Regions from separate parts of the Homo sapiens genome. Here region 1 is linked to region 2. The links are chromatin contacts, found by Hi-C or POLR2A ChIA-PET in ENCODE. All regions are on one chromosome and are shown on one strand. Each heading gives the region's core, a stretch centred on a gene start or an enhancer-like site at or near the end of the contact. The rest is flanking DNA. Distances are from core to core; before and after follow the strand shown.

The links. Hi-C counts contacts between places; a loop is a spot of excess contacts on that map. ChIA-PET counts read pairs that join two places held with the same protein, here RNA polymerase II (POLR2A). Pooled maps may share reads with other maps.
Region 1: a loop to region 2 is called in a pooled map, with 5 times the contacts of the local background. The contact joins the promoter of RPS15 here to the promoter of ATP5F1D in region 2. A Hi-C loop is called at or near these places in 2 of 37 single-sample maps with no recorded cell type and 9 of 50 pooled maps. POLR2A ChIA-PET finds 5 or more read pairs at or near these places in 7 of 52 experiments (Caco-2, GM10248, H1 and 4 more).

The regions. Positions count from the first base shown.
Region 1 is chr19:1,435,811-1,439,645 of GRCh38, reverse strand. RPS15 (ribosomal protein S15) reads right to left here and starts at 1,250. Exons shown (of 4, transcript NM_001018.5): 1 at 1,218-1,250; 2 at 754-839. The coding sequence starts at 1,220. RefSeq lists enhancers at 1,007-1,226, 635-1,505.
Region 2 is chr19:1,240,455-1,244,456 of GRCh38, reverse strand. ATP5F1D (ATP synthase F1 subunit delta) reads right to left here and starts at 2,706. Exons shown (of 4, transcript NM_001687.5): 1 at 2,466-2,706; 2 at 1,848-2,001; 3 at 272-360; 4 at 1-142. The coding sequence starts at 2,606. The coding sequence ends at 20. RefSeq lists silencers at 1-129, 2,427-2,536, 3,876-4,002 and enhancers at 2,837-2,906, 2,947-3,076, 3,943-4,002.

The DNA of each region.
Region 1 (3,835 bases), core at 1-2,500, 200 kb before region 2:
AGGCGGGAGGGTCGCTTGAGCCCAGGAGTTCAAGACCAACCTGGACGACACAGAGAAACGCTGTTTCCACAAATAATCAAAAATCAAGGTCGGGCGCGGTGTTCACGCCTGTAATCCCAGCACTTTGGGAGGCCGAGGCAGGTGGATCACCTGAGGTCAGGAGTTTGAGACCAGCCTGGGCAACACTGAAACTCGTCTCTACTAAAAATACAAAAATTAGCCGGACGTGGTGGGGGGGCCCTCTAATCCCAGCTACTCGAGAGGCTGAGGCAAGAGAATCGCTTGAACCCGGGAGTGGGAGGCTGCAGTGAGCTGGGACGGAGCCATTGCACTCCAGCCTGGGCGACAGGATGAGACTCCGCCTCAAAATAATCAAAAATTAAAAAATAAAAGCGCAAGCCAGATGCCCACCACCACCCTGCCTGGAAAGGACCCAGCGACCTCCACCGCCCTTAAAATCTAAGGAGTCTAACGCAGCCCCTTATTCTAAGTCACGTGGGCTACAGACAGGGGCTACACCTTCCAACTAAGCCGCGGAAAAGTGAACAACGGGGGGCAGGTTGCAAATAAGCAAAAACCTCAACGTCTCTGGACAGTTTTCTGGGCGCAAGACCACACTCAGTTCCAAACCCGCGCGGAGACCGTGCCCGCCCACCGCCGCAGAGGCGCTTGGACCCCCGCCCCGCCGCCCTCACCCGGACAAGCCCCACCGCTGGCCCAGCCCCTGCCCGCGACCCCCGCGGCCGCCCTTACTAGGACATGTCCAGCAGCTGGTCGAGGTCCACGCCGCGGTAGGTGAACTTGCGGAAGGTCCGCTTCTTCTTCTGCTCTACTTCTGCCTGTGCGGGCGCGGATCGGGCGTCAGCGGGATCCCGACACCCATCTCCCGGGGCCACCGGGCCCGAGGACACCGCGGAAGACGCGCGGCGCCGCCGGGGACAGAAGCCCGACAGGGACACACCGCTTCGACCCGTCCCCGGGGATCACTCGCGGCTCCGGGTTACGAGGACCCGGACATGAAGGCCCGGACAGGCCTTCCCAGCCCCGCGTCGTCCCGACACCCACCAAGTCCGCCCCTCGCCCCAACATCCAGCCGCCTGCAGGGTCGGGAGCAAGCCGCCGTAGCCGCGGGGACGAACTGCGGCCCCCGCGAGACGGTCAGAGGTTGGATGGAGCCGGATAGGCCCGGCAGAGACGCGCCAAATCGCAACACTCACCATCTTGCCGGATCCTCAGAAGAGATCGCTTTGGTCCGCGCCTGCGCAGTTATCGCGAGACTGCCGGCATGTCCCGCCCCCTCGGCCGTGCGCGCACACGCGCTTCCGCTTTCCCGGCGGCGAACACGCGCCCTCTGCCGTCTGGAGGGCAAAACACAGGCTGCAGGGATTAGAGCAGCCGCCGCCTGAGGTCTGCAGAGCCGCTTCCTCCACGGAGTGGGACTTTGGACAAGTCGCCGCCCCTGTCTGAGCCTCGGGTTCGTGCTCCGTCATCTACACGATGGCACCCACATCAACAAGTATTTATGGAGCGCCTACCGTTTGCTCGTAGGTGCGGTTTGGCGGTTCAGGTCCCACTGTGGGAGGAACACGAGAATTCATTACAGATACTGGAGCAGGGACAGGGCCTCGCTGAAAAGAACCATTCCGGCTTTAACAGATAAAATTTTGTATATAAAGTTAGTAAGGACAACACAGTGAGACTGCCTCTCTACAAAAAAATACAAAAATTTGTGTACACACGGACATAAAAGAATAAAAAGTACAAAAAATTCCCAGCTACTCGGGAGGCTGAGCCTTCAGCCCAGGAGGTCAAGGCTGCAGTGAGCCGTGATCGCGCCAACGGCACTCCAGCCTGGGCGACAGAGCAAGACCCTGCCTCAAAAATAAAGTTAGGAATATCACTGGGTTTGTTAAGATATGTAAATGTAATGTGAATAATGATAGCTCAAAGAGAAGGAGTAACTAGAACTATGTAGGAGTGACTTTTTTTTTTTTTTGAGACAGAGTTTCACTCTTGTTGCCCTGGCTGGAGTGCAGTGGTGTGATCTCGGCTCACTGCAACCTCTGCCTCCTGGGTTCAAGCGATTCTCCTGCCTCAGCCTCCCAAGTAGCTGGGATTACAGGCACCTGTTACCGTGCCCGGCTAATTTTGTATTTTTAGTAAAGACACGGTTTCTCCATGTTGGCCAGGCCATGTTGGTCTCGAACTCCTGACCTCAGGTGATCCACCCGCTTTGGCCTCCCAAAGTGCTGGGATTACAGGCGTGAGCCACCGCGCCTGGCCTAGGAGTGATGTTTCTGTATCTTACTGGAATTAAGTATAAAGTTGAAGGTGACTATTAACTATGGATGTGGCACCTGGCTGGGCGTGGTGGCTTATGCTTGTAATTCCAGCACTTTGGGAGGCCGAGGCGGGCGGATCACCTGAGGTCAAGAGTTCAAGACCAAGCTGACCAACCCTAACTCTACTAAAAATACAAAAAATTAGCCAGGCGTGGTGGTGGGTGCCTGTAATCCCAGCTCCTTGGGAGGCTGAGGCAGGAGAACCGCTTGAACCCGGGAGGCGGAGGTTGCAGTGAGCTGAGATCGCACCACTGCACTCCAGCCTGGGCGACAGAGACTCCTTCTCAAAAAAAAAAAAAAAAAAAAAAAAGAAAAAGAAAAAAAAAAAGCACAAAACCTCTGGGAACCCGAGCTTAGCTGTGGCACTGTCCAGGGAGCTGAGCTCTCCCCAGCCGTCCCCACAGTCCCAAGGGAAGCCAATTACACTGTACTCAGGGAGGGCTGAGTCTCCGTCCCGAGGAGCACAGGACCTATGTGTCGGGCCCGTCCATGTTACCCATTTTCCTGCAGCAGAGTGTCCTGGCTGGAAAGCTGATTTTGTGAGTGCTGCTCTTTGGCTGGGGGAGCTAATGTAACGGGAGGGGCTGACACTCAACACCATGATGACCTGTGGTGTGGATAGACAGCCGCCCCCGCCTGGCCCTCCTGGGAGCTGGGGCAGCAGCTCCTGAGGACATGGGAGAAGGCTCTGACGGCAGGGAATGGAGCTGGCTTCCTGGGCTGAGGCGTTGAGGGGTACTGTCTCAGTGAGGAAACTGCACTGCACAGGGATGTTGGGGGTACCCCTTCTCTTGGTTCTCTCCAAACTAAGTCAAACCTTCCCTGTCCCCAAAATATGAACTGGGGCGGGGGGGGGTGGTTCTGGCTGTCGCCTGAACAGTCTCACGCCTGGCACGCTGTAGGCTTCCAGTTTGGGACTTCATGGTCCTTTTTTTTTCTTGTTTTGTTTTTTGAGACGGAGTTTCGCTCTTGTTGCCCAGGCTGGAGTGCAATGGCGCAATCTCGGCTCACTGCAAGCTCCGCCTCCCAGGTTCAAGCGATTCTTCTGCCTCAGCCTCCCAAGTAGCTGGGATTACAGGCATGCACCACCACACCCGGTTAATTTTTGTATTTTTAGTAGAGACGGGGTTTCTCCATGTTGGTCAGGCTGGTCTCGAACTCCCGACCTCAGGTGATCCGCCCGCCTCGGCCTCCCAAAGTGCTGGGATTACAGTCGTGAGCCACCGCGCCCGGCCCTTTTTAAGTCTCGCCTTCCCTGCCACAGTGACAGAGTATCCCTTTCCAAAGATGCCCCTGTCCTAATCCCCAGAACCTGGGGATATGTCACCTTCCATGGCAAAAGATATGATTAAAGGTCTTGAGATGGGAAAAGCCTGGAGCCCACATTCCCCGAGAAAACTGGTGGTGGCCACATCCTCAAAGTCACAGCATCCCAAGACCCACTGAGGGATGGGCCCAGCTCGCCACTCAGCCTCTGCCCTGAAGCCCTCGGG
Region 2 (4,002 bases), core at 1,457-3,956:
GACACCGGGTACGCACCGCCTACTCCAGGGCCTTCACCAGGGCCTCGTTGGCCTCGATTCGGATCTGGATCTCTGCCCGCGTGGCCTCGTCAGCTGTCCCCACCAGCTCCGCCTGGGCCTTCTCCAAGTTTGCCTTGGCTGCCTGCAAGGGGTTGAGGGGCGGTGAGGGGCCAGCAGCGACCCCAGCCCGGCTCCTGGTCCCCCAGCGCTCCCTCCCCCGCAGCCTGGACAGCTCCAACCTGCTGAGCCTCAGGTCCCCTCTGACACTCACCCCCAGGTCCAACATGTCCAGCGTCACGGCCTCTTCGGCCAACAACTGCACCGAAGAGTCGGCGTTCACTGCGATGGAACCGCTGCTCACTGGGGGAATGGGGCGGGGGGAAGGCGTGAGACCCCAAAGGGCTGCACAGCCTCAGGGACTCCCCTGGTCAAGTCCAGAGCCCCCTGTGAACCAGGAGCTCCACAAACATCCAAGTCTGTGTCCTGAGTGTGCAAACAGACCCACAGGACTGGCCCTGGGCCCAACATGGCGGGCAACTGCTAGAGAAGAACAAAACAGGGGCCGCAAGAAAGGACTAGAAGCTGGAGGAACCCCCAAAAGCACTGCCTGGGGACAGAGGCCCTCCCTCTGACCCACCACCCATGGGTTGAGCTGGGGTCAGGGCCAAAGGCAAGCTGAGTTCAAATCTGGCCACCACTGGAAACCAGTGAGGCTTAGAACTGCTTTTTTTCCTGCACAAATGACCTTCCTCCCCTAATCTGATCAGCCCTCCCAACATGGTTTTTTGAGGGGTTTTTTTGGCACAGGGTCTCACTCTTGTTGCTCAGGCTGAAGTGCAGTGGCATGATCTTGGCTCACTGCAGCCTTGACTTCCCCGGCTGAAGCGGTCCTCTTGCTTCAGCCTCCCGAGTAGCTGGGACTACAGGTGTGCACCACTACAACCAGCTAATTTTTTGTAGTATGGGATTTCACTATGTTGCCCAGGCTGGTCTCAAACTCCTGGGCTCAAGAGACCCTCCCACCCCGGCCTTCCAAAGTGCTAGGATTACAGGTGTGAGCCACCGCACCCAGCCTCGCCTGGTCAGTTTCTTTTTATTTTTTGTAGAGACAGGGTCTCACTATGTTGCCAAGGCTAGTCTCAAACTCCTGGGCTTAAGCGATTCTCCCACTTCAGTCTCCCAAAGTGCTGAGATTACAGGCATGAACCACTGGGCCTGGGTGGTTTTACATCTCTTGCTTCGACCATCCTACATTGGTTGGTCCAGAGCCAGTCATAAACCGGCTGAGAGCAGGGTCCCCTCTGGTTCGCTTTCATCACCGGCCAGCCCAGGCTCCTCAGTGGACAAACCTGCTAAAACTGTATTTTTCTTATTTGAGATGGAGTTTCACTCTTGTTGCCCAGGCTGGAGTGCAGTGGCACAATCTCCTCAGCCTCCTGACTAGCTGGGACTACAGGCACCCGCCACCACGCCTGGCTAATTTTTTGTATTTTTAGTAGAGACGGGGTTTCACCGTGTTAGCCAGGATGGTCTCGATCTCCTGACCTCGTGATCCCCCCGCCTCGGCCTCCCAAAGTGCTGGGATTACAGGCGGGAGCCACCGCACCCGGCCAGTTTTCTGTATTTTTAGAAGAGACGGGGTTACATCATGTTGGCCAGGCTGGTCTCCGAACTTCTGACCTCAGGTGATCCACCTGCCTCGGCCTCCCAAAGTGCTGGGATTACAGGCTTGAGCCACCGTGCCCGGCCTAAAACTATTTTTTCTCGCAGCCTCAACTGAGACGGAGACTGACCTGGGATGTGGAGCCCCAGCCTGGCCTGGCCCTGCAGCCCTCCACCGGACTCACCAAAGTATTTGGAGGTGGTGCCGTCCTCTGCATGCACCACGACCAGCCCCGGCCGCAGGACCTGCAGCGTGGGCACGTGGGCCGCCAGGATGCCGAAGGCTCCGGTCAGCGTGGGCACGTCCACCTGCCGGACGTTGGCACCGTTGAAGAACACCTGCAGACAACAGCGTGGGGAATGATGGCGGGGCAGGCCGGCCCCGCGCCCACCGGGCACTCGGCCTGTCCTGCTAAGTAATGGGTCAGGGCAGGACCTGGCGCTGATGTGAGGCACTGAGACAACCCAGCGCAGGGATCCGAAGTTGCAGCTTTGGTCCTCAACAGTTGCGCCTCATTCTACTGATCCGCGAAATGGGAATGCAACGATCCGGCGACACCCAGGCTTTGGCCAGGGAGATCGGGGAGGGCACCCAGGAGACGCTTATCTCGGGGAGGTGCCCGGGACGAGGGCAGCGCAGGGCTCGGGCAGCAGAGGCAGGGCCGAGGGTCCAGGGCTGAGTAGCCTCGGCTTCCGGGGCGCGCGGGTCCGGGGGCCCGGAAGCGGGGGTCGCGCCCTGGGGGTGGGGACCCTGGACTCCGGGGGCGGCGGCCACGGAGGGTCCCGACCCGCAGCGCCCGAACCTGCGTGGGAGAGGCGAAGGTGAAGGACATCTGGTTGGGGCCAGAGGCGGCAGCCGGGGCGGCGGCGGCCTCGGCATAGGCACGGGCGTGGCGGACGAGGCGGCCAAGTCCCGGGCGGCGGAGCAGCGCGGCGGGCAGCATGGCAGCGGCGGGCGGCAGGAAGCGGGTAGCTGGCGGACAGCGGACTCCGGCGCGGCGCGGGCGGCCTGGAGGGCGAGGAGGACGACGCGCAGGGACGTCTGGGAGGAGGAGTCCCGGCGAGAGCGCAAGCGCGAACTACGACTCCCGGCAGGGCGCACGCGACGTTGACGACGCAGTGCCCCGTCGTGAGGTATTCTGGGGGTTGCAGTTTTGTTCCGGCCCGGGCTGCGGCAGAACCAGGGGGTGGTCAGATAAGGGCGGTGAAACCGTCCTGGGAGGTGGAGTAAAACGAACTTCAGTGAAATTCAAGATTCGGCTGCGTGGTGGCTCACGACTGTAATACCAGCGCTTTAGGAGGCTGAGGCCAGAGGATCACTTGAGGCCAGGAGCTGGAAACCAGCCTGGGCAATAGTGTAGATCGCCCCCACCCCCGACCCGTCTGTACAAAAAAAAAAAAAAAGATTTTTGGGGCGCTCATTGGATGCAGGGCCCTGGATAGACATCAAGAAAACATCAAGTTTCCGGCTCTGGGCCAGGTGTGGTGGCTCCAACCTGTAATCCCAGCACCTTGAGAGGCCAAGGCAGGAGAATCACTTGACCCCAGGAGATGGAGACCAGTCTGGGCAACAGAGGGAGACCCCGTCTCTACAAATAATCAAAATTAGCCGGGCGTGGTGATGCACGCCTGTGGTCCCAGCTACTGGGGAGGCTGAGGCGGGAGCATCGCTTGGGCCTAAGGAGATTGAGGCTGCAGTGAGCTATCATTGCGCCACTGCCTAGCCTGGGCAACAGAGTGAGAATCCCACTCTGGGGCCGGGGGTTATTTAGCAGACATTTGAGATCATTAATAAGCAGGTCAGGCCGGGCGCGGTGGCTCACGCCTGTAATTCCAGCACTTTATCCGATCTGGAGGGCGAGGCAGGCGGATCACCTGAGGTCAGGAGTTTGAAACCAGCCTGGTCAACATGGCGAAACCTCGTCTCTACTAAATATACAAAAATTAGCCGAGCATGGTGGTGGGCGCCTGTAATCCCAGCTACTCGGGAGGCTGAGGCAGGAGAATAGCTCGAACCCGGGCGGGGGGGGGGGGGGGAGGTTGCAGTGAGCCGAGATCGCGCCACTGCACTCCAGCCTGGGCGACTGAGCAAGACTCTGTCTCAAACAAAAAAATAAATAAAATTTAAAAACAAACAGGTCGTAGTGGTAGGTGGTGGCAAAAGCCAAAAATAAATCACAGTAAAAGCCGAGAAAGTGTGCAGGACGGGACAGGGTGGAAGGCTGCAGGTGCAGCTGTTCTAGGAAACGGCGACCGCGGCGAGGGGCACAGCGCGGGCGACGCGGGAGGGCTCGCTGGGGATCCCGGACCCCGGCGCGCTGCTCCTCGACGCCGGCAGAG